Regions from separate parts of the Mus musculus genome. Here regions 1, 3, 4, 5, 6 and 7 are each linked to region 2. The links are chromatin loops, found by intact Hi-C in ENCODE. Cell type or tissue: heart. All regions are shown on one strand.

Region 1 (4,000 bases), 200 kb before region 2:
ATCTCTGCATTGTTTGTTTAAGAAAAAAAGGTACAAAAGCAACTAAACTTAATAATGACTCCCAGGATGATATACATTGAAAATATATCACAAATACATGATTTTTAAAAGTTTTTTAAAGAACATATTCTCTGCACAAAGAATGTACTCAAACACTGAAAACTATTTTAGTTTTCATCTAAATTCTCAAAAATCCCTCAAGCATTTGACTTATTTCCAGGAGAAACAGATAACTTGGGACCATTCTCCACACTCATGAGCGCAGACAAGGCAGTAGATCCACACAGCCTTTGAAAGCCTGTGTGAGTCTTCTTAGCACATAGGGGTTGGGGAGGCAGTGCTCAATTAGTTCAAAATTAAAAAAAAAAAAAAGTTTTGCAATTCCAAGCCCAACTGTTTGCATGGGACATTTTCATGCATGGGCAAGCCTTTTCAGCTTTATCTTGACATATCTGTTATCTCTCTAAAAGATTTTGCACATTAAAAAAAATGTCATTTCACACTTAACTCTCTCTCTCTCACAGGCATATGGATGCCAAAAATCATCATATGATCTCTGGGAAATTTGTTATATTTTTATCATGAACAAAAAGAAGGAAATTTATGTATACTAAGTATGTATGAGTCTTATACATTATCTTATTAACAAGCCATGATAAAGATTATCTATACAGAGTGCACACAGCATAACTAAGGATAAATACACACATATTATATATATTATACATTATATTATATATATTGAATATGCCAGAGGTTTGGATCTTAAAAATTGTTCATTTATATCCTTGAAAGTCTATTTAATGGACCCTGAAACCAAGTCTGATGACCTACGTTGGATCCCCGGGACCTATGTGGGGGGAGAAGAAAGATCAGATACTTACCAGTTGTCTTTTGTCCTCCACACTCATGCCATATCATGTGGACACATAGACATGTGCATGCACACACACATACCATCATCCTTGAATAAATGAATGGATGAATGGATGAATGAATGAATGTGAATAAATGACACTTTTAAAAACCTTTAAAAACTTTTTAAAAGCCATTTAAATCGTCATTGTCTGGCATTTTTTAGTCTCTCACACAATCCGCATCTGCCACATCATTAGTAAAACTGCAATTTTGAAAACTAGGTAAGATAAGTTCAGTTGCACAAAAATGAGCCTAACTTCCTCGTGTATCTGAATTGTAGTAATATACTAACACTAATAATGGCTGTTATTTCCTACCAGACACTCTCCTAATTTCATTAAAGGTATTACTCATATATAATTCACAACAATCCTACAAGACAGTTACTATTCTTACACAATAGAACAGATATAACCAATAAAGAACAGGAAACCAACCTGACACCAAAAACCAGGATTCTTACCTTTGAGTCACCTGACTTTTCCTGCAGTCCTGGTATTTAACCCTACCTGTGTGACTATTGGCATCCCTACTGTGGCATATCACCTGGCCCTTTTTTCTCAGTCCTTTGATGACAGAATTAGCTCCAGGGGCCATGAGATGAGCCTGCACAGAGCTAATGACAGTCCCTTTCAGAGACTGAAATACACCTTGAGAGACAGGTAATCCCTCATCATCTAGGATTGCAGGAATAGTGGCAGATCGTGTCATTTGTTTCACTAACCTGACATCTGAAATACCTTCTTATGTGTGAGCAATCTATAACTTCAGCAGTAAAGAATAAACCCATTCAACAAGACAGGCATTTGAAAGGTGATGGGGATGAAAAGGGATTGCTGTTCTTCCAGAGGTCCTGAGTTCAGTTCCCAGCACTCATGCCATACAACTCACAAATGCCTGTATCTCCATCTCCCACTCCCTCCTCTGGCAGCTTCAGATGCCTGCACAATTAGAATAGATGCATATACATACATAAAAGTAGAAGAAGAAGAAGAAGAAGAAGAAGAAGAAGAAGAAGAGGAGGAGGAGGAGGAGGAGGAGGAGGAGGAGGAGGAGGAGGAGGAGGAGGAGGAGGAGGAGGAGGACAACTGCACCAGATAGAGTTCTGTAACCTTTCCATCCTGCTGGGAAACTCCTTAAGCAGAAAGTTGAACAATTCAAAATAGCTTCAGGAAGTCCCTGAAACTGACCAAATTCACTAGGCCCCTCCCTGCCAGAGTGAGCAGTAAAAGCTGAGAGTCACTCTCAGATGAGCTAAACCAAACAGCAAAGAGGACTCTGAGCCCAGACCACCTGCCAGGAAGAAGCAGAAACCAGCCAAGTTGCCTGGAAGTGGTTTTAGATTAACTGAGTCACTTGGAAAGGACACTCTAACCTGCTGAGCTGAGTGCAGTCTGTACAGTGTGCTCCAGATTCTCAGCTTTGTGAGCTGTCATCTGTGGTGGGGTAGCCTTTGGTAATGCAGCTGTCTTTGAGTCATTTCTGCTCTTGTAAGTAACCCCTCACCTATATTCTTATAAGAAACCCCAATAAAGCTAATTGGTTCACCAAATTGGACTTTGGTGATGTCTTAGGTAGGGTTTCTATTGCTGCAACAAAACAGCATGACCAAAAGCAAGTTGGAGAGGAAAGGGTTTATTTGTCTTACACTTCCAGATCATAGTCCATCATTGGAGGAAGTCAGGACAAGAACTTAAGCAGGACAGGAACTTGGAGGGAGGAGCTGATGCAGAGGCCACAGAGGGGTGTTGCTTACTGGCTTGTTCCCCTGGCTCACTCAGCTTGCTTTCTTATAGAACCCAGGACCACCAGCCCAGGAATGGCACCACCCACAATGGACTTGGGCCCTCCCCCCTTGATCACTAATTGAGAAGATGTACAGCAGCTGGATCTCATGGAGGCATCTCCTCAACTGAAGTTTCTCTCTCTGGGATGACTCTAGCTTGTGCCAAGTCAACACAAAAAAAGCAGCCAGGGAAGGTAATAGCAATACTTTGGTCTGTCATATGGTCCCTGTCTGAGCGAGTAGACATGTGTGTTGCTTCTTCCCAGAAAAAGTTTTGTCACACAACAGATAGTCACTTTCAAAGACCATTGTAGCTACAGGACAAGTGGGAACTCAAGGCACACAGACTCCTGGTGTTTATTAGAAGTTAATGACTCGTAACACTCTACAGATCCATGTTGTCACAGAGGAGTGTCCTTGTGTTTTGAAGGCTACTCTAGTATCCCCTTTAAGATATGTGGACCATACCTCCTTCTTGAGCTATTGGCAGATGTGTGGGTTGCTTTTAAATTTTCATTCTTGTAAAGAACATTACAATAAGCAATGTGTCTCTTTGACACACTAATTTCATTTCCTTTGGATATGTACCCAGAAGTGAGATTGTCAAATATATGGTAGTTCTATATTTAACAATCTTCATACCATTCTCCACATTGGTTGTATAAATTCATATCCCTATAAACAAAATAAACATACGTTGGAACATAACATCATATTCCATAAATGTGTACACTTACCATTTGTTTAATAAAATCACTAAAAATAAAAACTGTAAAAAAGCACCTGAGAACACTGGAAAAAACAAACAAACAAACAAAAAAACAAAAAAGAAAAAGAAAAAAAAACAGGTTTTGTTTAGACCCAAAATAGAGACTGTGTAAATCTGTGTCTTCAGAAGGTGACATGGGCAGCATCTACATCCAAAAAGGGAAGGGGCTAAAGGCCTAACCACATTGTTTAATGTTAGCATCCATTGTTGGTCCCAACAGAAGAGGGTACCATGGCCACTTCCCTGTGAAGGTGTCCACAGCTCAATGAAGCAAGCCTGAGGGAAAACCGTGGTGTGACTCTAATGTGTACTCTGCCCCCAGCCCTCATGGCCAGTCCATGAGCTAGACAGACCTTTCTGAATAACTATCTTCTAATTAAAATGGCCATTCATCTTCTAGTGTTTGAAATGAAAATCCTGCCTTAGTTTTCTGGCCACTACCCTTTTAACAGCTGAGCACAGATGGGGTAGCAGAGCACAACACTCATTAGTACTCTTTCATTAAAGGAGTGTGAGCCCCAAAACTG
Region 2 (4,000 bases):
AATAAAAAATTGGATGACAGGAATATCAAATACATATTAGAGTCCATGCCCTGTATGTATTTCTAGTACTTGGAAGGCTGAGACAGGATGATAATAAGTTCATATTCAGACTGGGCTACATAAGACCCCCCCCCCCCCGCCCACACACACACACACACACACATGCACATCCACACACAACGTATTGGAATTAAGCTGCTGAAGTCTAGTAGCTGGAGTGCAGCCACAGAAGCATGGCCTGCACGGCCTGCATGGCTGCATGGCCTGGGGCAGATCCTTCCCTAGTCTTAGAGAAAGAACCTCTGACTAGTCCCTTTATCTCAGACTTAACTTCCTATAACTGGACACAGACATCTTTCTCTTAAAACAGTCTGTGATAATTTGTTACACTAGCCCTAGGAATTAAGTACATTGAGAATAAACAAATCATTGGCCAGAATTCAGTATGGGACAATATCTGAAGCATGATCAAAGAGAAACAACAAAGGTGATTATTGTCACCAATTCCCAACTTATCTGACATAAAACATACACCCAAATAAATTAATAATGATCAGTCTTAGAAAATCTGTGTATATAATGTGTTTGTGTGTTTACAGTGTTAGAGATGAAACCCAAGCACCCTGGTGCTTTAGGCAAGCACTCTACTGCTAAACTATGTTCTCCGCCCCGAGATCAACATTATGTCCTTTGTTACTATTACAAAGAATGCAAATAATCATTTATGGCTCACTTCCAAGTGTCAGTGGCTATTATACATACTGAGATGCCTGAAAGACAGATACTATGTAAAATTATGCCAGGATTCATAGAGCAGGAAATACTGAAGGCCAAAATGCACTGACTCCGATCACACTGTCGCTTTAAGAGAGTGTTGACTGTTCCAGATTACAAAGACGCTATTTAGTGTACAGCAAGTAGGACCATGTGTCCGGCAGGCCAGTCATGTGCCTGTCCCAAGTGGGCAGTTCATATTCTCTCACTGCCAGAAGGAGCTCAGTAATCCAGGTCCCTAATAGTGTCATTTGCAACAAAAGTAATGTGCTATCAAAGAGAAAAGCTGGACGGCAAATGCCAGTTTCTCTAAGACACATAATCATACTAGCTGACAGCTCAGTTTCTACTTCCTCCTTTTGTGAAACAACAACAAAAAAGAAACGTCTCCTGGCCACAAGATCTTATTTTTTAAAAGTAATGAAGACCCCCCTCCCAATTTCTATTTCCTACCCGCTAACACATTAAAGAAGGGTAGGAAGCATTGTCAAAGAGCTCCAAGAAATGGCTACAAATTAAGCGGGATGATCAAAGTCAGGTCTAGACTGTGTAAGCGCCCTCTATAAACCAGTATAAGCATTAATCTGGAAACCTTTACCTAACTCGATTATGTGTATACTTTATAGACCTTTGGATATAATCTCACCAAATCCCCTCATCTTCAATCAAGGAAACTTCCCAGCATGTGCTTCAGAGTCATATGAAGAAGTGGAGCCCAGCTTAAATCACATTTGACCTAAACAACTGCCTGCCTCCTAGGGGCAAGGTGGGTGGATGACTGGGCTTGGCTCCTGGGTTAAAAGGCCCCAGGGGGTAGAGATAGGGACTAACAATTCCCCAAGCTACTTTTCTTTGTCCAAAGAAGTCGAGACATCAGGAACTGATACCAGAGGGGGACAAAAAGTAGAAGTGAACACGCATTTTATGGCACACCGATAATATCTCTTTCACCTTTTTTTTTTTTTTTTTTTTTTTTAAACACACTCACTGAATGCTCACCCAAAGCAGGCCAATAGAGGGGCTAGTTGTTCAGGCCCTCCTCTGACTTATCCCTTCTTCCTCCATTCTTCTCACCCCTCCACCTCCAAGGTAAGAGCCTGATGCTCAACTACTGCCGCGGGGTTCCCACAACACGCAGCTCCAGTCTAGGCTAGTTGCCTAGAAGTCAGTGTGACGCTGAGAACTCTAATCGCCACGTCGGATCTCTGGAGAAGGTAGGGCAGGTGGAAGAGGAAGGAGGGAACCAGTTCCTGGACAGTGGAAAAAAAAGGGCGAAGCGAGGGTGTGAGGCTCGGGAGGGAGCGCGCGCTCGATAAGTAACAGGAGGAGCGGTCCCCGCCGCCCCGCTCTCCCGGATCACCTTGCGCTGACCTAGTTGAGCCGAGAAGGAAGGAGGGGGCGGTTGAGGAAAAGAGCTATGAGGTGGGCGGGGCCCTGTCCGGGGGCGGAGCCTCAGAGCGGGATCTTCCCGGGAGCTCGCCTGTGATTCGCTCAGGCATCAGAGCCGGAAGCGGCCGGGAGGCGTTGGCGGCAGCGCACGTGGTGACGTGCGAGGGAGTGCGGCGCGAGCGCGCGCGGCGGCGGCGGCGGTGGCAGTGTGTTCGGGACGCGCGTGGAGGTCGGTCAGTCGCTCGGAGGTGCTGGGCGCGTCGTGGCGGCGAGCGAGTTCCCGCGAGTACCCACTGGTCTTCCTCAGCCCGCAGCCTCCCGCCCGGTCGCCCCGAGCCCCTTCCAGCGCCTTCCGCCTGCAGCCCGTCGAAGCTCTGGAGATGAATTTCGCCATCTCTTCAGAGATGACCCAGGTAACGCGCTGTACGCGGGCGCCGCGGGAGGGAGAGGGCGGGGTGGGAAGATGGTGGTGGTGCGGAGCGTCCCGCTGTCCCGGGAGACACGGGCATCGCGGGGCTCCGCATTCGGCTCGGTTGCCGGCTGGCGGGGGAAGAGCGCGGTGGTCCCGGACCTTCCTCCGCCGGGGCGGGGATCGTCAGGCTTCCGCGCTGGGTGACGGAGGGTCCCCGGGACCTGGCCCGGCGGAGGACTAGGAGGGATGACCCGCCGGATGAGAGCGGCGGCCACCGAGGACTGTAGACATCGTTTCCCGCTGTCAGGAGCGAGGTGCCGGCTGCGGTTTGGGGCTCTCCGGGCTAAGACTCCCCGCGGCCGGCGCGTGGGGACACAGAGCCGCCCTCAGAGCGCATCGGTTCCAGGGGTTAGGCGTGGGGTGGCACGGAGTCCCTGGTCGCCGTGGACCACGGGGTCCTTTGTTCGAGCTCCACGTTGCCCGCTTTTCTTGCCAAGCGCGGGGAAAAGGAGGCGGGAGGAGCGAGGGAGCGGCTGCCCTGACGTGTCAGCTCTGAGTGACTGCGCCGCCGGCCAATCGCGGCCAATCGCGGCCGGGGGTGTGCGGGTGCCTCGCTGTACCCGCCGAGAGCGCGCCCCAGGCCTTGCAGCGCGGGGTCCCCGGCGCGCCGGGGCACAGGCTCCATGTTCTCTGAAAGAAATAGGTGGAGAGCAGGCTTTTCGTCCGATCACCTTTTTTTTTTTTTTTCTATTTTTGGGTAAAGGACCTCGTTGATAAGACACCGGGGAGTGTCAGAGTGGAGATTAACGTAAGGAAATCTGTACACACACACACACAAATTTGAGAAATATTTCCGCCTTTCCCTCAATAAGTTGCAGATAAATGATTCCGGAGAGCAAACATTTCGATCAAAAAGAAGTCGGACGGCCTAAAAGGCAACGTTTTGTTTAATGTCTGTCAGTAGTGGAGGTTAGAACACCCAGATATCAAGTTCTTAGGAGTTTTGTTGTGGTCTCCTGTTTTGGCAATACACCATAGCTCTGGAAGTAAGAGCACACAAGCCGCACGGACTAAATCACCTTAGCCATATTTTCTTTAATTTTAACACCAGTGGTTGACTTAGGAAAAAAATAACTAAGAAAATAGTTTCAGGTTGAATCCTGCTAAGTCTTTAATATCTTTAAAATGTTAAAGGACTTATTTGTAAGCCTGGATGTAAACATTGACTGGGTAGAACTGGATTGAAACCAATATGCTGTAATGCCACCTAGCAGGCATTATATCAAACCCACACTTTGGTGGCTTCCTTGCAGGGAGGCCTGGGGTGGCTTTCTTTTGATTTCCTAATTAGTGAAATCTTGAGTTAATTAATAGATTCCCATTTCTGTAGCCTTTGTCTTAATTTATAGTTGCCTTCTAACTTTG
Region 3 (4,000 bases), 170 kb before region 2:
TTCTCCACAGTCTCCAGACAAACATGGCTTCTCTCAAGACTCAGTACAATGCTGTGGTCATTTGAGGAATGGGTCTATTTTCCAGAACCTCTTTTAAGTCTCTGGATTATTCCTTCCAAAACCCCCAGTGTGTAGAAGTGTGGTCACACATTTCTTGGCCACAGTGATAGCATCCTGAGAAAGGTGCCCTTTGCCAATTTTTGGCCATTGTGCAAATATTACAGAATGTACTCACAAGAACACACATGGTACAGGCTAGGTAGAGATCCCTATAGGATCTGAGCTATGTGTTATATACAATAACATGTAACTGCCACTGACAGGAACTTCGTATGCAGTGCAAAAATAGCAATTATTTAATTCTGGACACTTCATCTCTACATAAACTCCTCACTTACCACCCACTAGGCTACTAGCAGACAACTAAAGGAAACTTCACCTATTGCTGAAGATCTACTGACTCAGTTCCCTATGCATACACACACACACACACACACAGAGAGAGAGAGAGAGAGAGAGAGAGAGAGAGAGAGAGAGAGCTTCACATCAGCATCTTTGACTCTTCCATGCTTTGTCCTGTTGGCCCCTCCACTCCCACCACTGAATACAGTCTCCCTCATGACCTTTGATCTTTGTAGGACACAGTTTATGTTTGCCATGTCTTTCCTCCCTTCCTGATCTATCTGGCTAATTTTTTTTTTTCAGCTCCTACTCCAATTGTGGCTCTAGCTCCCTAATGTGTAATCTCCAAGAAGCTCGGACATTAGAACATTCACAAACAGTGTAACTTGACTAATCTTTATGCCTCTAAAACTAGTATCTAGTCCCTCCCCTCTCTAGTTTTTCCTCCCCATGTGTCTGTCTGTATCTACAGTTTAAAATGTTTGTGTTTCTGAAACCCCATTTCTCCTGGATTGTTCCTCTCTCACCTCCTGTCTTGGTACCTCTCTTCTTCCCATTCAGCACACTGGCCTTATTTTCCCAGATTTTTCAACTCCTAGATTTCACCTATGCTGTTCCCAAGAATACCCTTTCCCTTTCCTCAAAGCTGGCTCTCTCTAGTGCATCCCATAAGCTCTACTTCTTGCCATTAAAATACAAACGTTTGCTTGTATGGTTATGTAGGTGTTAGCAAACGTACCTGTACCAATGCAGCAGCCAATAGGCCTGAGAACTTAGCATGTGGCTGACCCCAGCTGAGATGTGTCACAGGTGTTAAATCCACACCAAATTATGGAGACAGTAAGGTAAAAAGAAAAGAAAATGTCATGATTATTTTAGGATTATTGAATTACATTTCAATAGAGTACTTTAGCTAAATTGAGTTAAATGAAATGAAATTTTTAGGTTTGTTTTTTTATGGTTTCTAATAAAAATGTTTAAGTTACACTTGGGCTAACATTTCATTTCTTTATAGCATTAGTAAAAGCAAGACAGTGTCTCGGTAGGAGTCCAGGCTTGTCTCAAACTCCCAATCTTCCTGCCTCAGCCTTCCATGTGCTAGGACCCAACCATATCTGGCCTCACATCCTACTTCTGCTGGACAGCTTTACTGTAGACATAAAATTCAATGGGGGCCAAAGTAATTTTGCTAATGACTATAGTCCCACTGACATTAGCACTGTCCCTGAATGTATAATAACTGAATTGGTGGATATATTTTGAAACAATACATTTTTTTCTGGGTAACTGGATTTAAATCTAACTTCTTCCTTTTAGAAAAAAAAGAAAAGAAAAGGAAAAAAAAAAAAAAAAAAAACAAAGACAAACAATGGTAGCCAGGGGGGTTCAAAATCTGCCTCTCAGTATGCATGTTCGCTGTCTGCCCTGGGCATCAGAGCTTTTCTTAGCTTTAAAAACTTACAGTTTTACTCATGATTAAGTAACTGTCGTGAATTGTCAGGCTGGCCCAAGTCATCACTAGTTTAAATAGATAGTGTACCATTTGAACTGCACAATAGATTCATCTTCCAAATTACAAACAGGCTACTGAAGGAATAAATAATATAGAAGAGATGCCACATATTTAGAAAGGACCCATGGAGTATTCCTTTGAAGCCAGTCCCATTCACACACATGATTTCATAGGCAATATCTCACTTACTTATCTCAATCCTTACTGTCAGAAAAAATATATATTGTTGACTTAACCTGAATTCACCATCTGGAAATGGCCTTACACAAATGTAGGAAAGGCCAGAGTATTTAAACATCTAGCAGTGTCTTTAAAGACTATTTTCCTTCCCCATTAATTTGCCAGCCTGTTCACTCACATTCCTGAGCACACACACCTATCACAAGTCTCTGCATTACATTACATCAAGTTCTCTGTGGTTGACAATAATAGTGCATTGCCTAAGAAAAGAAGTGGCCAAACTGTCTTGTGATCCCTAATCCAGAAAGAGAAGGACTTTAGTCACAGACAAGAGCACAGGACTTGGAGGCTTGCTCAGCCAGATAGATCAGGTGGCAACTGGAAGAGAGCCACTGGGAGCTAAGATACCACAAAGACAACCCAATGCCAAGACTCTTAATGGGCACCCATTTGACAAGGCATTAAGTGCTCATTGCAGGACAATAGTACTGCTTTCCCCAGGGAGAGTGGGACAAAAAAAAAAAAAATCCCTATAATAAATGTCTCACAGTCAAGATTCTTCAATTCCTTCTATCCTTGTGTTTTATGAGCCACAGAGCTGAGAGACAAGCAGATGGCATATCCTTGGAAGTGTTATAGTCCGCCTTAAGCTTTCTTAAGCACACAGAAATAGTGCTGGACTGGAAGTGAGAAGCTGAGATTCCCATCTCTCCCATGGGGTATTCATTTCAGAACCATTGAAATGACATGCATTAAACCTGCTGTTGTCATGGGACCCTGCTCACAGCAAATGTTCAACCCTGTGACTCAGGGCTCTCTACTCTCCCAAGGCTAATGACCTTACATTCAAGTGAGTCAGGAGACCACAAAACCCTAAAAGATATCATAGTCTCTGTGAGATATCACCTCTATCTTTCTCTACCAACGTACCCAGCTGAGTAAAAATCAGTAATGAAGAACAAAGAATACAACTAGGTTTTTAAAAAGAAAATGAAGGGCTAGAGAGATGGCTCAGCAGTTAAGAGAGTTTGCTGCTTTTGAAGAGGGCCCAGGTTTAGTTCCCAGGATTCATGCCAGACAGCTCATAACTGCCTGTAACTCCAGCACTACAGGATCTGATGACACCCTCGTTCATCTTCCAAGGGCATCCGCTCACATGTGCACATACACATACATAAAAATAATAAGGAACAAATAACTAGAAAGAATGAAGCATGTAAAAAATATTTATGAGCCAATGGTTCTGAGCTGGACCACTTTGAGCAACAAAACAAATAAAGTTGCAGGAGTCTATAACCACAAAATAAAATGAACATCTACAAATCTACACTAACACTAATTAGCTGCTTTAGTGAGCAACTAATTAACCAAGGAGAAGGGATGTACTTTCCTTATAAAGAATCCTGCTTAAGCAGAGTAGAAAAACAACGGAAAAACAGCAAAAATGCTGACACAAAATGACAATAATTATATTCAGCAAGATACACATGTGTGTGCTAAATTAATGGCAAAAGTTAGACAAAACATGGGATAGTTGCAAGTTCTCAAAAATATATTCTCCAAGAATTCATAAATTTCAGAAAAAATACTACCTTTACAGTACAGAAATCCAGCACATACTTCATCAACCAGGATACCACAATCAATATAACCAGTCATAAAATATATTGATATCATCTACCAGAAACAGCATCGGTATAACTTCTATTTTCTTTTTTTTAATTAGATATTTTCTTTATTTACATTTCGAGGTTTTTTTTCCCACTTTCTCCTCTATAAATTTCAGTGTCTCTGGTTTTATGTGGAGTTCTTTGATCCACTTAGACTTGAGCTTTGTACAAGGAGATAAGAATGGATCAATTTGCATTCTTCTACATGATAACCACCAGATGAGCCAGCACCATT
Region 4 (4,000 bases), 56 kb before region 2:
GGCAAACAAACTGAAAAGGCTTGCAGGGGTCTGGCCATTTCAAGATCCTGCTTTCCTCCATACTGTTCAGTTTATTTGTTTTCTGAGATAGGGCCTCGTGTAGCCTCAAACTTGCTATATAGCTAAGCCTGGTCTTGAATTCCTGATCCTCCTGCTTACAGCTCCCAAGTGCTGGGTGCTGCTGCTGCTGCTGCTGCTGCTGCTGGCCTATACCTACATCTGAACCCTGATCTCTATATCAGGGAAGTGTGTGTGAAGAGAAGTCAGGGCTGGTAGTCACACAGGGTGCACTGGCTGATAGGTTTTCAAATGCTAGAAACATAGGGTCAAATATTTTACTAGAATAGACATGTCATAATTGCTCATCAGAAGGTTACTTTTAAAACGAGGGACTAATGCTTAACTGCACATATTTTTGTCTTTCAAACTGACTCCCAAACTGAAGGAGTACTACTATCATCTTCTGAGAGAGAAGCGAAAATCAAAATATTTAAAGTAATAATATCATGGATCATGGAGATTGCCTAAAGAGTCCCATAATAAGATAGTTCTTTTTTTTTTAAATCCAATCTTAATACAAACATTAGAGAAGAGGAGGCTAAAGCCTTGTGTATTCAGCCCATGGATTCCTGGAAATTGCCACTTAGGTCTGTAATTAGCACATAGTCACACAGCCAGTCTGGGACATACAAACAATGGAACAATTAATGAACTGTCTCTAATGTCAGAGCTCTCACCTCGGTCTTATTAAGAAATCTAAATCAGAATAAAAACTAATTCTTGGGAAATAAAATTTTCAGGCAGGGGAGAAAGTCTACCTTTTTTAAATATATGCATTCACAAAATCCATCCTATGAACAGTCTATAGTTAGAGCAGATGCCTCTATACATGAAGAACAAAGCAATGGCCCCGTAAGAAAAGGAACATGCCACTGTCCCAAGGACCTGACTTCTGTCCCTGGGGTGTAGGAGACAGAAGGAAAGGATCATCAAGCCATTCTCAGCAACCCATAAGTTGCCTTCTGACCCCACACACATGAGTGCACGTACTCACACAGAAAAATGGAATAAAAATAATTAAAAAAAAAAAAAAGCAAGGCTTTGGTGCCACATTCATAATCCTACCACTTTCAAGAGAAAGACAATGGGGTCTGAGCCAGAGTAAGACATCCTGTCTCTCTCTTCCATTCTTCATTTTGTAATTTTTTTGTTTGTGTTTTGTTTTGTTTTGTTTTGCTTTGCTTTGCTTTGCTTTCCAAAACAGGGTTTCTCTGCATAGCCCTGGCGGTCCTGGAACATGTTTTATAGATGAGGCTAGCCTTAAACTCAGAGATCCACCTGCCTCTGTTTCTGGAATGCTGAGATTAAAGGCGTGCACCTCCACAGCAACTACTGCCACCAACCAGCTGATGCTATCTGTTCAAAGCAGTAAAATGGCAAAAAAAAAAAAAAAAAAAGTAAAGTTTGGCACTAAACTCAAAGATGAAATGCCAGCCCTGATTAGGAGAGGTAAAATAAGCTCTCTAACCACCTCCTCAGCAGCCAGGAGGGAAGTGGACAGGGGAGCAGACGGTTTGATGCCTTAATTTGTCCAAGATGTTTATCTCGGGCAAAAAACGAGCCACCATTGAGAAAGCTGCTGTTTGGCCCGATAGACTCTCCTTTTTCCCATAAGGAGAATGAACTGTGCTTTGCCTGAAGAGGCCACACCAATCTTAGCGCACACTCACAAACGTACACGTTTATTTCCATGGAACGCAGGAAGGTTGAGACCTGCCAGGGCTCCAACACAAACAGGAAGAGAAACAGCAGAAAGGGAAGGAAGCTGGCGCAGACATCGTTGAGTCAGGGTGAAGGGACAGCATCCTGCCCGTGGCTCAGCCTCGTCCCTGTCACTTCCCTCTGTGTTCAGCAAGCAAGTGCAGAAAGACGGAGCCACCTCATGTCTGGCTTAGTCTGAGGTAGGGGGAAAGGAACAGTATGCACTCACAGTGAGTGTCTCAGACTTCAGATCTCTGCTGTTCAGGAGTGCTATCATGCTATCTATGTTGGGAGCTGCAGAGATGGCATGCATGTGGTACAGAGACAGACATGTGCACAACACCCACAAATTTAAAAAGAAATGCATAATGCATTATGTCCTCTGACTAGGCCCTGGGTTGGCTCTCAGTGCACGGGGGGGGCGGGGGGGGGGAATACAAAAACTTCTTATTTGGTTACAATTTTCCAAAATGAGAATGATTTGTGTCTGATTCTAGAATTCTACCTCATTCATCCTCCATAAAAATTACTCTAGAGACAGAGAATATGGTTTGCTGGTATGATGGTTAGAGTCAATTTAACAGAATCTGCAGTCAACTGGGAGATAGACTCCCAAGTATGACGACGAGAGATTATTTTGGTTACATTAGTTAATGTGGAAAGACTCTTCTTAATTGTCAATGGAACCATTCCAGGGACCCAGGACGGTGTAAGTGAAGAAAGGAGGCTGCCCAACAGCACACACTCAGTGCGCTCTGCTTCTTGTCTATAGAAGCAATAGGGTTAGCTGCTTCGAGATCCTGTACTGTTGATGTCGTCCCATTTCTGCAGACAACTCTGGAAGCTCTTACAGACAGCCTGATGGGCATGCTCCCAGTTTACAACTTCTAAGGAAGGTGTTCTAGAACCTTCTTGATCTGTAGTTGTCACACGCTCATCTCACTTGGCCACGGTGAACACTCCACTGTCTAGGAAGAACACAAAGTGACCGGAAGCCCAGAGCACTATAATATCCAACCCCACATGTGGAAATTCTAGTTTAGAGATCAATTCTGCACTCCTTTGCTCCTGTGCTCTTGGGGTATCCGAGCATCAGCTAGATCCATTATAGAGTGAAGGAATGATTTTCCATTGTTTCTCCTACCTCTTCAGTAGGAAATGTCATGTGGACTTCAGAGAGCATCTTTCTTTCCCAATAATTGTGAGTTTCATACGAACAGCACAGAGAAAACAGTCAAAGTTGATACCACGGCCCTTGAGTATACCACACTTCTTGGCTTGATCCTCTTACAGTAGCACCATGGCTCTCTGAAACACATAGACAGACACTTCTGGAGACTACACCTCACTCTATGGAGTAAGGCAGTCAAGTGGAATCCCGGGCATTGGTAGAATGTGGGGTCTGAGTTTCCACTGTTCTACTGTTGCCTATCTGTACTGCTCAGTACAGTAATACGCTATCTCGAAACAAAAACAATCAAAGAAACAAAGAAACAAAAACTGATGTAAAAAAAAAAAAACCACATAAAAAGTCAGGCTGAATCAATCTTAGCATCAGGGAGGCCATGAGAGGTGGGGCTTACTGGCCAGCTGGCTTAGTCAAATCAGTAATCTCCAGGTACCATAAAAGAGCCTGTCTCAACAAGGGAGAGAACTAAGAAAGCCACCAAATGTTGGCCTTGGACCTCTGCGCAAACACAGGCACACGCACGTGCACACACACATACACGGAACAAAACCAAACCAAACAAAAATATTTTGGTAAAGGCTGTTCTGAACCCGTCCCAATTTCTGTGGAAGTGACAAATTTAGGCTTTTACTAGACAAGTGACCAGAATCAGACAAGTTACACAACGTTCAGTAACTCCTCCAGGAGCTGTAAACGTGACAACACATCCATTCATTTTCTTCCTCAGAACATCACTAGCCTGGGCATGGAAAAACCCAAATCCAGTACCTCCGCTTTCTTAAACCAGCCCTGCTAGCATCCTGGCAGGCCAGTCTGGAAACCATGATTAATCCCTAAGTAAACAGAAAAATAGACTCTGGAGCCCAGAGGAGACAACCCTGAGGCAGCCTCTGGAGACTGAGTCAACCAAGCTACCGGCTCTGTCAGGAGCAGGCTCGCTTGCCAGGTGACTTCCGTGGAACAGAAAGGCCTTCTGTAGGGACAAGGAGCCCGATGAAACAGAAACCAAGGCATCATCGTTGTAAGGGACTGAATGTAAACTGGTGTAAA
Region 5 (4,000 bases), 220 kb before region 2:
AACTGGATAATTCTCCAAACTATCCCTAACGTTTATCTGAAGGTTGTGTGGGGAAAAAAAAAATTCCTATGGCTATCAGTTTGCTCTACAGGCCAACAGAAGCAGCAACCTCCACACACAAAATCTCTTGAACCCCAAAAGTACAAAAAACAAAAAGTACATCAAACTAAACAGCTTCTTCTCAGCAGAGTGAAAAAGGAAACAGCAGAGAGCTGAGATGACCTAGAAAGGCACATGTGGGAAGGAGCTGTGTGATCCTTCATCTTGATAGTCAGCATGCCTGGGTTTACAGTCACCATGAGGATGTGCCTCTGGATGTGTCTGAGAGTGTTTCCCAAGTCAGGTGAAGAGGGATGATTTACCACAAATATGGGTGGCACTTTCACAAGGACTGGGGTCCCAGACTGAATAAAAAGGAGAAAGTGAGCTAGGCATGAGAATATCTCTCTCTCTCTCCTCTCTCTCTCTCTCTCTCTCTCTCTCTCTCTCTCTCTCTCTCTCTCTCTCTCTCTCTCTCTCTCTCTCTCTCAGCTTCCTGACTGCATACAATGTGACTAGCTGCCTTGTGTTTGAATGGCAGCTTCAAACTGTGAGCCAACACAAACCTTTGTATAGCAGCAGAGAAGAAAGTAACTAATACAGGTTGACATCCAGAATATACAGAAATCTAAAAAACTCAACAGCAAAAAGAAAGGAAGGAAGGAAGGAAGGAAGGAAGGAAGGAAGGAAGGAAGGAAGAAAGAAAGAAAGAAAGAAAGAAAGAAAGAAAGAAAGAACAATAATTAGAATGGTATCCTTTAAGACTCATTCAAAAATAGGCATATACCTAAGCAAACATTTCTCAGAATGCATACAAAATGTACAGTAGGTTTAAAAAAATGGGGGAGGAGTTTAGTATCACTAATCATCAGGAAGATGCAAACCAACACCAGAATGCCACGTCATTTCAGTGCAGTAAGGGTGGCTCTTATCAGAAAGGACCACAGAAAACAAGTACAGGTGAGAAAGCAGAGAAAATGCAGCCTTTCTATAGTGTTGATGGGAATGTCAGTGGGTACAGCCTGTGAGTGTTAGAGCTCAGATGGAAAGGTATCCTGGCAGTTGGGAGCTGAGGAGTCACACTGCACAACAAACTTCTCACAAGAGGTTTATTGGGAGGGAAAGACCCAGGAGGGCAGCTGCTTCTGCTCCGGCAAGAAGCAGTAGAGGACAGAGTTTATTATATAGGATTTCATGAGAGACGGAGCTTTCCAGGGTGGGGATTGATGGGATTAAAATCTTGAAAAGTCTTGAGCTGGGCTTTTTATTCTGTGGGGCAGGGGCTGAGCCCTGCCATTAGGGCAGAGTGTTTTGTGGGTGAAACCTGACAGAGGCCCTCAGGGAATGGGCCTGGCCAATCCTGTGCCTCAAGGGGCTTCTATAGCCACTATGGGAGAACATGTGGAGGTTCTCAAAAAAGTAAATATGTTTTTCCTAAAATTTAAAACATCAAAATGTTCTTCCCTTAAAAACCAGAAATCCATATCATCTTTATTGCCTGTGCATTTAACTTGGTATCATTTAGGCCTTGAAAGTGTTATATAGTATTTTTAAAAACAGAATGAGAATATATATATTTCTAGGTTAGATATCTTCCACCACAGCTGCTGAGCTATAAGGATATGTCTCACAAGACACCAAAGAAAACTTTTATCTCATTTCTCTATGCCTACAGTTAAGATCACTTTCAAAAAAACCAATACTGTTTTGTATTTGACTTCTCTGAATGGAACATTTATTTATGTGTTCTCTTGAAAAGGATTTTCCAGGGCAGAAGAATCACAAGTTCAAGACAAGGATACAGAGAGTTCCAGGCCCACCGAGACCAACCTGTCTCCTCACAGTCACTCACTGGGCAACTGACAAGAGCTGAACGTGATTTCCAGGGCAGATCAAAATTGAGAAGAAAGCCGTCCTTCCAAAATGGCTTAAGTGTTCAACTTCATAAATATAAAACATAGTAAGTGCTAGAAGCTGCTGGCCTTGTAGGAGAGGAAGGGAGAGGGTGGGAGGAGCTGGCAGGGAAGAAGTAAGACTCAGACAAACAGTAGTGATTCCATGTTCCTGAAATAAATTGTAGCCAAACAGAATCCTGAGTGGGTAGTCCGAGCCAAGTATCAAAGTGTACTGAACGTCCTAACCCTCGTGTGCACCTCTCATGAGGCCAGGGCTTAGGGTTTCTCCCAAAATGATCTTTAGATTCACAGTAGCGACACGGGCAACCTCCTGTCAACAAACAGTTGTGAAAATAGCCCTGGCCTTTATGTCTACTGGCCCATGTCCTCCAAAAAGTCAACATAGAGCTAAAAGCAAACAAGCACAATGCCAAGAAAAATTAAGTAACAGGCTTTTGACACACTTCAGACTTCCCATGTTTCACACATCTTAAGAAAATAATCTATCTTTATCCATAAAAAGCATTTATTGTTCTCCAGAAATAAATTTCTAATGTGGTATATTCATTTAGTGAAACATCTTTCAGCCTTATAATACATGAATACTTGCAAATATTTTTTAATATTATTATCAAGTTAAAAATGGCTGTTATATATCAGTGGAAATTGCTGAGTTATATTTTGAAAGGGGAAAACAATAAGATTATATATATATATATTCAAAATAAACATGTCAAAGGTATTTATTTAATGTATGATTAATTATTTGAAAAGAAAATACATGTTACAATAAGTTGAAAGACAAAATATATTTTCTTAAACCTTTATTATAAAAAATTTAGACATAAAAACTATCACACACCAATACTAACCAGCTCTAAAATCTATACATCTCAACGTGTACTTTTACATGGCTAGGATAGGCCTGCTGAAGCAATTGAATATATATTTTTGTGAACTTATCTACCATCAAAAACTAAAAATGCATGACAGAGTTAGAACTAGAGAAACAATTAGCTTTGCATCCTATTTATAGTGGAGTCAATAGGCTGGACTCAGTCCTTCCATGGAGAAAGTAAAGAACCATGACTCTACATGGAAGGAGTTAGTGTTGAAGGATATTTGCCCAGGCACAAAACCTGGCTTTCTTCTGGGAACAGAGTGACTGCCTATCCAGTGGACTGAAGCCACTGCAAGTTTAGAGATAACAACTGTTCACATTTGCAATAGTCAGTTATCTGCAAAGTACAAAGTTGAAAAAATGGCCCAGGCAGAGACAAAAGGCCACATCTCAGACCCATATTATTTCTGGTTTTCATTCTTTACCCCCCCACCACCACCACAAGGATACTTTATAGATATTTTTATCAAGTCCAAATTCAACATGCAAATGAGATTTTATCAGGGAAGAGATGAACTTTGGAGGGCCACACGCCATTGTAACAGCTAAATATTGTTTTCTACCCAAGATCCAATCTTTGTCTCCTTTGGGTAATTATGAATTCCATGACTTAGAAGACAGAGGATTTCCAGATAACCCCAACATTTGATTGAAAAGGTATCTTAGTTGTCAGAACAAATTATCCCCAAAATACTATAGCTTGCTGTGTGTGTATGCATGTATGTAAAGTGTATATGTGTGTATATGTGTATATGTGTGTATGTATGTGTATGTATGTGTGTATGTGTGTGTATGTGTATTTGTGTGTATGTGTATGTATGTATGTGTGTATGTATGTGTATGTTTGTGTATGTGTGTATGTGTATATGTGTGTGTATATGCGTTTTTGTGTATATATATATAAAATCAGTAAACCAGAGCTTGCAGGTAGAATCCACCCAACTTTGCAAACTCCTTTTGATGGGAACACAGCCACAGATCCTCTTCCCTATGTCAAGTTTTATTCCACAAGAGCAAAGCTGTGTGCAAAGATCCCAGAAGCCTCAGCAGTCCCAAAGCCACAAATATTCACTAATTTTCTCTTACTGAAAAAGGTTTACTGACTTCTCTCTCGATTAGGCTAGACAAACAACAGTAGGCGTTGTTTAGAGGTTAGTGGGTATGA
Region 6 (4,000 bases), 240 kb before region 2:
AAAAAAGAAAAACAACAATAAAATTCCCATGTGCCCTCTGCCCCACAGAGGCAGTTTCCCCTTATCAGCATCCTTACACACACACCAGAGTGGTACATGTTTTATGACTGATAAGCCCCCACAGACATATCATCATCACCAAAAGGGCAAGGCTTATTTGGTGGGGTTTACCCTTGATGTACATTCCATGATTTTTACCAGTGTCTAATGGTGCAGACCCACCAGGACAATACCACACAGAGATGCTTCACTGCCTAAAGTTCGTTTCTCTCCACACAGCTCATTTCTCTCCCATGTTCATGTGTGGAAAATATATAGAAAAATAGACAGAGATACATGTGCAAGCACATGCTAAATATGGTACCTATATACAACATCCTAATGGTAGCTTGAGCTAAGAAAATACTCACAATAGCTTATTTGGGGATAGTAATTATAACTGTACTATGCAGAGTTTCTGCAGAAAACAAATGAAACTCTTCAAGTAATTTGAGAAGTGTATTAAGGGGCACGTTTGCGAGGTTCTGATAGAGAACCTTACAGGTGTTGGGGTGAACCCTACCAGTCATCAGGGCTAGCAATGCCTAGGACAGGAAGCTTTGTAGAGAGAGTTAAGGGAAGGAGACTGCTAGCCACAGGCTGGGGCCTTCACTCAAGAAGTGCAGCTAGCTGGCAGCCACCCCATGGGAGTGGGGGTTGGGGGAAGTGGGGCATAAATGACCTGAACTCACGCTGACATAACTCAAGGGATGGTCAGAAGGCAGGGGGGGGCTTTGGATAAAAGCAACCTCACCAGCTACTCACAGAGGTAAAGAAAGATGGACTGGAAGAGACAAATGGGGTGACTTAATGTTTCCTCTTTATTCTTACTTGAATTTTCTATAGTTTTTCCCAAGGACCACAAAGGACAAGCATATAGATCTCATCTCTGGGTTATTTTTCCATTCCTGCCACTTCTGCAGAGAGTTTGGATGAAAAATAAAACGTAGCTGAGAGTCCAAAAGCCATTAAGCTAAGCAAAGGGAATAGGGGTTGATAAATGTATAGGGATCAGAGCAGAAGAAGTGGTTCTGGGGAGGAAAGTCATGTTGATGACTAAAGCAAATAGCCCCCCAAGTCGATCTGTCCCCCTCCACAGCAATGCACATTGAAGGCTTACGATGGAATTATGATAACTTCTGAAGAAATTTTTAATATACATCTCTGGGTCGGCTTAGACACAAACCATCCGCCCTCGGTAAAACGCTCTTGCCACGGTCTTTTTCCGCATTCTGGAAACATTTGGTCTTCTCATGTCTCTGATCTAAATATATCTTCTCTCAAAGCCCAAATGCAATTTATTTTGCAACTGTGCAAAATCAAATCGAACCCACATCTGGTAGATCTCACAGATGTGACTCGTTCCAGCACAAGCAAACGTCAAACCAAGCAACCCACGGTCGGTCACCAGCTAATTGCATGCAGGTGATGTGAAGAGTAAGGTCTGTCTCCACATCCCCAGAGCTGGGCTCCAGAGTCTTCATCAGCTGCCCCTCTGTGTCGCTCGGGCATCTGCACTGATCCAGTAGAGGGCAGTGACAGACGCAGGAGCCTGGCCCTAGGTAAGAACTCCCCAGTAATGCCTCATCTAAGCAAAACAGAAGGGTCACCTGAGTTCATTTCTCCCATCATGCTCTGGTCTGTGGCTGCTCCCTCAGGAGCCCTGCAGCCATTATCAGCAGTCATGAGAACAGAAAGTATGACCTTCACCTCAAACTGCAGCCCTAAAAACAAACTACAGCAGCTGCTGCTACAACAAGACACAATATATGACTTAGCTGTATATTTCAGGCTTAAGACACTCCTGGGTGAGATATGCAGGGGAGGGGGCGCATTGCTGTTAAAGGGACAGTGAGAGAGTCCCTTAGACCCAAAGCAGATGTCCAAATCTAAACAAGAGGGAACTCGAAGCAGGAGATAATCCATATTGGTCCTTAGCAAGCCTGTGGCTCTTTAATTAAACCAACCAATACGGTTAACGCAAGAGAGATGAACTCAATTATGAACAGGCAAAAGCATGTTTCACTTTGCCGATGTCGAATAAGCTGTGCAAATTATTAGCATGGGTTATCAGTTGGGAGACAGCTCTGGAGACTTCCAGCTCTATGAGTTTCTGAACTAATTGATTTAAGACAAGCTGGAGACAAGCATTGTGCAAGAAGCTCCCTAGTGAAACTAACTTTTCCTGCTAACGAAAACAGCTTAAGTAATTTGAATTGCACCATGTAGATGCAATCAGGAGTTAGTCCTTTCAATGACAGCTAAAAATAGAGAGACAGCACATTGGAAATATGGGAGCTGAAAGAGACTCTCAGCACTACTGCTTTTAATTTGTTTAAGCAGTGGAAGCCTTTTAAAAATAAACCCTATGGGTATCCTCATCATATTGTAGACATTTGAAGAGAATCCTAATGTAGATGTTTTAGTAAACTAACTTTCCATTAAATGCTCTAAAGTCAGTGACTAGGAACAAGGAGACAGATAAGGTCAAGGGTTATAGATGCCTTGTAAATAAGGTCATCAAAACTCAATTCTAGGGCTTTTTTTTTTTTTTTTTTTTTTTTTTGCAAATACATTTGTAGATGATGACAGTGGCTGCTTTGGCTAAATCACAGTAAATGCCAATGGATGCCTTGTATCGGTCTTTCTGGAAATCTTGGGATATTCTTAAAGTTTAATTAGAGACCAAAATGGTTTAATTCCAAAATACACATTGAAATGAGCTTTTACTGTGTCCTGCCTAAGCTATCTCGAGTTAAAAGTGTTTGAAATGATTGTGGTAAAGATGGGTGTACACAGTGAAACGAGATGGAATAAAGCCCGCCCCTCTGCTTCCTGGGTTCAAAACTCAGCCCTACTTGTCCAGTTGCCTTCTCTATGAGCAGCTGTCTAACCTCCAGCCAATGAATGCCTTCCAGACCTGGTATCTGCAACCATTCCACAGGCAGCTCCCCAGCCCTCTCCTCAACAGCTGGCTGGAGAGAGGGTCGCTGAGTGGTTAAGCAGGAACACAACTTTAAAACGGAAAGAGTTCCTGAAGGCCTGAAGTTCTGGAGGTTCATGGAGAAGACCATCCACAAAAGACAGTCCAGGAACATTTTTTAATTTTTTTATTATTAATTTTAAAAAAAATTTATTAATTTTTTTCAATGCCTACTTTTAATGATTTTTTTTCTTTTTTAATTATCTTTTTTATTAGATATTTTCTTTAATTACATTTCAAATGTTATCCCTTTTCCTGGCTTCCCCTCTGAAAATCCCCTATTCCCTTCCCCCCCACCCCTGCTCCCCAACCCATCCACTCCCACTTCCCTGTCTTGGGATTCCCCTACACTGGGACATCAAGCCTTCTCAGGGCCAAGGGCCTCTCCTCCCATTGATGTTCGACAAGACCATCCTCTACTACATATGCGGGTGGAGCCATGGATCCCTCCATGTGTACTCTTTGGTTGGTGGTTTAGTCCTCCACAGGAACATTCTTAACAATTTTGAAAAACCAAGACATCAACCAAGGCTTGGGAGCTTATTGTGGTGGTAGTATTACTTACACTTACTATTCAAAGCAAATATGAAAACACTATCTAATCAAATGTTTACTAAGCACCCAGATCTTCTATCCCAAAGCCATACTTTAAAAACAGAAGAACTTTGATTCAAACTTCTTGCAAGAGTTTCTTGCTACAGGAAGGAGAATTTCACTCAAAGTCGCCAAAAAGGAAGTCTTCTAGGAACTCATCCGGATGCTAACACAATCAAGACAGCCTCTATTTTTATGCTTCTTATGTAACTGTGTGAGAGGCTACTTGTGCCCCACCTCCACCCCACCACCACTCCCTCCAACCTACAAATGCAATCATCCTGGCTTGGTCCCCTTTCCAAAGCCTTGTGACACTCAGACGTTGAACCTGCAGATCTTGAGGCCACAGAGCAGAACAGATGGGCTCCCTGCATTCAGTCACTC
Region 7 (4,000 bases), 190 kb before region 2:
AGTGTCTTTTTTTTTTTTTTTTTCCTTTCAGTTCTAGGAACCCAACTGGTGAAGATCCAGACCCAGGCAGGCCTTGTGTGTGCTGCCCCAGTCTCTGGGGATGAGTGCATCTGTTTTGTTGATTTACAGGGCCTTGCCATGTGAATTTACAGGTCCTTGTTTGCTTGGTATCCTCCATCCCCTCTGTCTCTTACACTCTTTCTGCCTCCTCTTCTGTAGGGTTCCCTGATCCCTGAGGGGAGCAATTTGATGGAGACATCTTCTTTAGGCCTGAGTGCTTCAAGGTCTCACTGGTGCATAATGTCTGGCTATGAGTTTCTGTATTTGGTCCCATCTGCTGCAGGAGGAAGTCTCTGAGGATGGCTGAGCAAGATACTGATCTGCTTCCCTTCCCAGAGTCAATACAGGCTTTTCATTGGTGTGTATTTGACTCAATTAGGAAAGCCCTGTGGCGCATGAGTTTTCTGATATAGCAGAAAGAGCCTCACTGCAGTTGTAAGGCAGCTTTAACCTTGGGAGCATTCGGGTCATCAGGAGAAACCCCACTCCAAGATACAAGCGCAGATGCTTTGATTATCTCATGTCCAACTTCTTGCCTACCTGGCCTTAACTTTGTACCAAAACCACAAAGCCAATACAAGTTAACATACACATGTGATTGAGATTTGCTGGGTTGCCCTTGCCCACATCCTCAGAAAGATCTGACATTATTCTGGTTATGGTGTCAGCCAACACATTTCATATTTGGGATTAAGTCAGAGGGGATTTTTGTGTATGTTAAAGAGTGATGAAGTGTTTGGTATCATTTTTCTGCAGGACCCTAAGACCTAAGCAGTGAAAATGTCACTTTGGAATCAAGTGATTCCAAGAAGCAGGGACAGCCAAATTTGTTCTATCAGTGGTGGTGACAGTAACAGTATGAAGTGCATTTCCAGGGGCAGAAATGGCTGCTTTCCCAGTGGGAGCAAACTGTGTCATGTGTCGGTGTCCGTAGGAGCTATCTGTGGCATTCTATTCTGTTTAATTTGATAAAAAGCAAGCTTTGATTAACTATGAACTCAGAAACTTAACCAAATCAAGCACTAAGATTACATACGTCCTGTGTGCTGGGGGCTGTGTTTCCTCTTACCCAGATAGGACCTGGCTTAGGTGACGTCATTAGACAAGGCAGCTGGGAGCTATGAAGATCAGGAAGAGCCTTGTGCTTCACCTCCTGATCAACTATGTCAGAAATGCAAATGTCTCAATAATAAGAAAACGTCTCTCCAAATTCCTCTGGCAAAATTTGCCTCTAAAACACACTCTTTTATATAACCATAATCACTCTTCTTTTTATTTTTTAATAATATATTTATTTTGATTTTTATGTGAATGGGTGTTCTCCCTGGAGTACCTGAAGGGACCAAAAGAGGACGTGAGATTTGCTATAACTAGAGTTATAGACAGTGGTGAGCTGCCTTCATGTGCAGTCACTCCTTTCTATAACCATGGTGTTAGCATATCAGCTAACTTGTGGAACAGGAGTTTGACAAAGTGTTTCTGTCTCTTGTGTGACACTGCTGATAATTTCCTCCCTCCCAGAAATTACAATCATATCACTAACATTTATAACTAAACACTGCTAGAATCCTACCGTGATAATTCTTTTTTAATACATTTTGCTAAACATAGATATTGCCTCACAGAGAAGGCAGATCTTAAGACATCAATATTTACTCCTGAGTTGACCAGATAGCATCTATTTTCAACCTCACTGGCAAGTAAGCTTTTCACAAATGAATCCATTTGTATACTATGTATGCCAGCAGTATTCCATGATGAAATTGGATATTCCATTGAAAAAATAGTGGATTTTACAGCTTAAAATGCTGTAATATTTTAGTTATTAGTCAACGTCTCTGATTGCTATTTATGTTGATTATGTTTATGTTTTTGATAGCACTTGTAATCTTTGGGCAACCGTTCATTGCTTAGATCTCTTGTGATTGGTCTACTAGTCAAGTAACTGTGGGAGCTTTCAACCTCTATCTCATTTATCCCAGCTTCAGTGTGAAAAGCAAAGCTTAGAGGGATATTTGCCCTTTTATCATGCCCTTTCTACTGTAATGCTTAAATCAGCTCAAAGCCAGAGAGCTCATTCATGGCTGCAAAGCATAGACAGTATGTTCAAAGGCTCTGGCAGGCTGGTGGAATCAAAAGAGCAAAGACACCAAGAAAGAACTGTAATTAAAAGCGCTCTTCACGGGTCAAAAGTGCAGCTCATTAATGTTTTGCTGAGCAGATGGCATTAATGAACAGCCACGGAGCCATGCTCGTTACCACTGTTCTCTCCATTATTCATTTGGTACAAATGGCCCAGTGGCCAGGAGACGGGAGCCTCCCCAAATGATTTGATTTGATAATTAACACAGTTCAGGACTTCTGCCAATATGCTCGGTAGGGTAAATAAAGGAAAATGTGTAAAATTTGAGCCTAAGAAGCATTCCTTCCTTATGAAAAAAAGATAGCACCTCAGCATCATTTACAGTTATACAAACATTGGAAACTTCCAGTAAGTAGTAAATGGTTAACGAAATGACTGTGCCACCCCTAATTAAAGAAACATGCTGCCTTTAAAATATCGTTCCAAAAACTCATTAGCATGAGAAAATTTTCCTGATATGTAAATTTTTAAAAAGCAGTCAATCATACACGCACTAAAGCCTTAGTTATGTAAGATATGTATAGCTGTAAAAGCATGCCTCTATCAAGGTTAATGGGAAGCATGATGAAATATTAACTCTGTCTCCAAGTAGCACTGAAAAGGAGGGGTCCCCCCCTTTTGGCTCCTGTAATGACCATATACCACTTTTATAATGACATAAAAGTACCATTGAGTTTTTTGTTTTGTTTTGTTTTTTTTAAGGAAAAAATACATACCAAACTCATAACAGCAGTTACCTCCATAAAGGACATCAGGGCTGAAGATTTGCTTTGTTTGCGCTCTTGGATAATCTTGGATTGGGAAGATGTTCCTATGGTAAAGAGCACTGGTTCTTCTTCCCAAGGACTCAGGTTCAAGTCCCAGAGCCATGTGGAGGTTCACAGCTATCTTTAACTCTGGTTCCAGGAGGTCAAAGGTCCTCTTTTGACCTCTGCAGTATACCAGGCATGAACACAGTGCACAGACTACTAGCACAGCTTTGGGGTTTTTTTTTTTTTTTTTAATTTGTAAAGACTATATTCTAAATTCCTGATTTAGAAAATCATGGAATATATTTTTCTTCCTTTACACTTGACGAGGAAACAAAGCCTTCCTTCTCATAGGCCATTTGCCTTGATCTTAAAGTAGAAGCCTGAAGTTTTTCCCAGATTTATCATTTACTACAGGAATGGCCATGAGCCAGTTAGTTAATTCACCTGTCTGTATACCAGTAACCTTAGAATGTTGGTCCTTCCCTGCCCATCAACATGAAATAATCTACAAGAAAATATTTGTGAGTTTTAAAATGTTCCTTTATGCAATGTGTCACTGAGCAATAACAAACAGACCCTTTTCTAACAGAAAGGAGATGCTTAAGTTTTCTATTTACCAGTGTTTTCTGAACAGGGGAAACTTTGGAAGGGCAATCATTAAAGAAGTTTAAAATAAGAGACCATGATGTTCATAAGTGATGGGAAATAAATAGTTCTCTCCAAAATGGGGAATTGTGGAGGCACAAATTCCCCACTTTGCTTCTCCCTCCCTCCCTCCCTCCCTCCCTCCTTCCTTTCCTCCCTTTCTAGATGAAGATACCAATGTTCAAAGAAATATCCTCAGGAATTTTTCCCAGAACTGTATTTCCAGTGACTTAGAGGCTGAGAGCATCAAAGCTGTATTAACATGTCAGATCTTGGTTAGCCTTACAGAAGTTCAGAGTCAGCAGGCAGCCCTGCCACATTACCACAGCAGCAGCCACAGCAGCAGCAGCGCTGGTGTCTGCTCCCTTGAGGAATGGCCAGACTGCAAACCAGACATAAC

What was found. A loop is a pair of places that touch in the nucleus more often than their neighbours do. Peaks named below come from ENCODE experiments on the same cell type or tissue, not always from the same donor. Only the 100,000 strongest peaks of a DNase experiment are listed, where the experiment ranks them.
Region 1: it touches region 2 in a loop (2.6-fold over the local background); 3 of 42 quality-filtered maps call a loop at or near these places.
Region 3: a loop joins it to region 2, with 9 times the contacts of the local background. A loop is called at or near these places in 7 of 42 quality-filtered maps.
Region 4: it touches region 2 in a loop (2.7-fold over the local background); 4 of 42 quality-filtered maps call a loop at or near these places.
Region 5: it touches region 2 in a loop (4-fold over the local background); 2 of 42 quality-filtered maps call a loop at or near these places.
Region 6: a loop joins it to region 2, with 2.6 times the contacts of the local background. A loop is called at or near these places in 2 of 42 quality-filtered maps.
Region 7: a loop joins it to region 2, with 2.7 times the contacts of the local background. A loop is called at or near these places in 4 of 42 quality-filtered maps.

What each region holds. Positions count from the first base shown.
Region 1 is chr1:151,145,757-151,149,756 of GRCm38, forward strand. The region is part of intron 1 of Gm36139 (a long non-coding RNA gene); the gene reads right to left. Among named protein-coding and RNA genes, the nearest start is that of Gm36139, 7.5 kb to the right of the region's middle. In heart, no CTCF peak of the experiment used is centred here; no DNase peak of the experiment used is centred here.
Region 2 is chr1:151,342,180-151,346,179 of GRCm38, forward strand. Ivns1abp (influenza virus NS1A binding protein) reads left to right here and starts at 2,319. Exons shown (of 15, transcript NM_054102.2): 1 at 2,319-2,576. It also overlaps the pseudogene Gm10138. In heart, a CTCF peak has its summit at 1,554; DNase peaks (open chromatin) are centred at 932, 1,552, 2,252 and 3,142; H3K4me3 peaks cover 3,596 bases; H3K27ac peaks cover 3,395 bases.
Region 3 is chr1:151,169,312-151,173,311 of GRCm38, forward strand. No RefSeq gene overlaps it. Among named protein-coding and RNA genes, the nearest start is that of Gm36139, 16 kb to the left of the region's middle. In heart, no CTCF peak of the experiment used is centred here; a DNase peak (open chromatin) is centred at 2,470.
Region 4 is chr1:151,285,865-151,289,864 of GRCm38, forward strand. No RefSeq gene overlaps it. Among named protein-coding and RNA genes, the nearest start is that of Gm46162, 37 kb to the left of the region's middle. In heart, no CTCF peak of the experiment used is centred here; DNase peaks (open chromatin) are centred at 1,837 and 3,797; H3K27ac peaks cover 1,135 bases.
Region 5 is chr1:151,126,020-151,130,019 of GRCm38, forward strand. All of the region lies in intron 1 of Gm36139 (a long non-coding RNA gene), which reads right to left. Among named protein-coding and RNA genes, the nearest start is that of C730036E19Rik, 10 kb to the right of the region's middle. In heart, no CTCF peak of the experiment used is centred here; a DNase peak (open chromatin) is centred at 2,172; H3K4me3 peaks cover 226 bases; H3K27ac peaks cover 2,302 bases.
Region 6 is chr1:151,101,603-151,105,602 of GRCm38, forward strand. The region is part of intron 1 of Gm36139 (a long non-coding RNA gene); the gene reads right to left. Among named protein-coding and RNA genes, the nearest start is that of Gm36077, 20 kb to the left of the region's middle. In heart, a CTCF peak has its summit at 1,557 (motif pointing right); DNase peaks (open chromatin) are centred at 1,669 and 3,899; H3K27ac peaks cover 2,215 bases.
Region 7 is chr1:151,155,933-151,159,932 of GRCm38, forward strand. No RefSeq gene overlaps it. Among named protein-coding and RNA genes, the nearest start is that of Gm36139, 2.7 kb to the left of the region's middle. In heart, no CTCF peak of the experiment used is centred here; no DNase peak of the experiment used is centred here.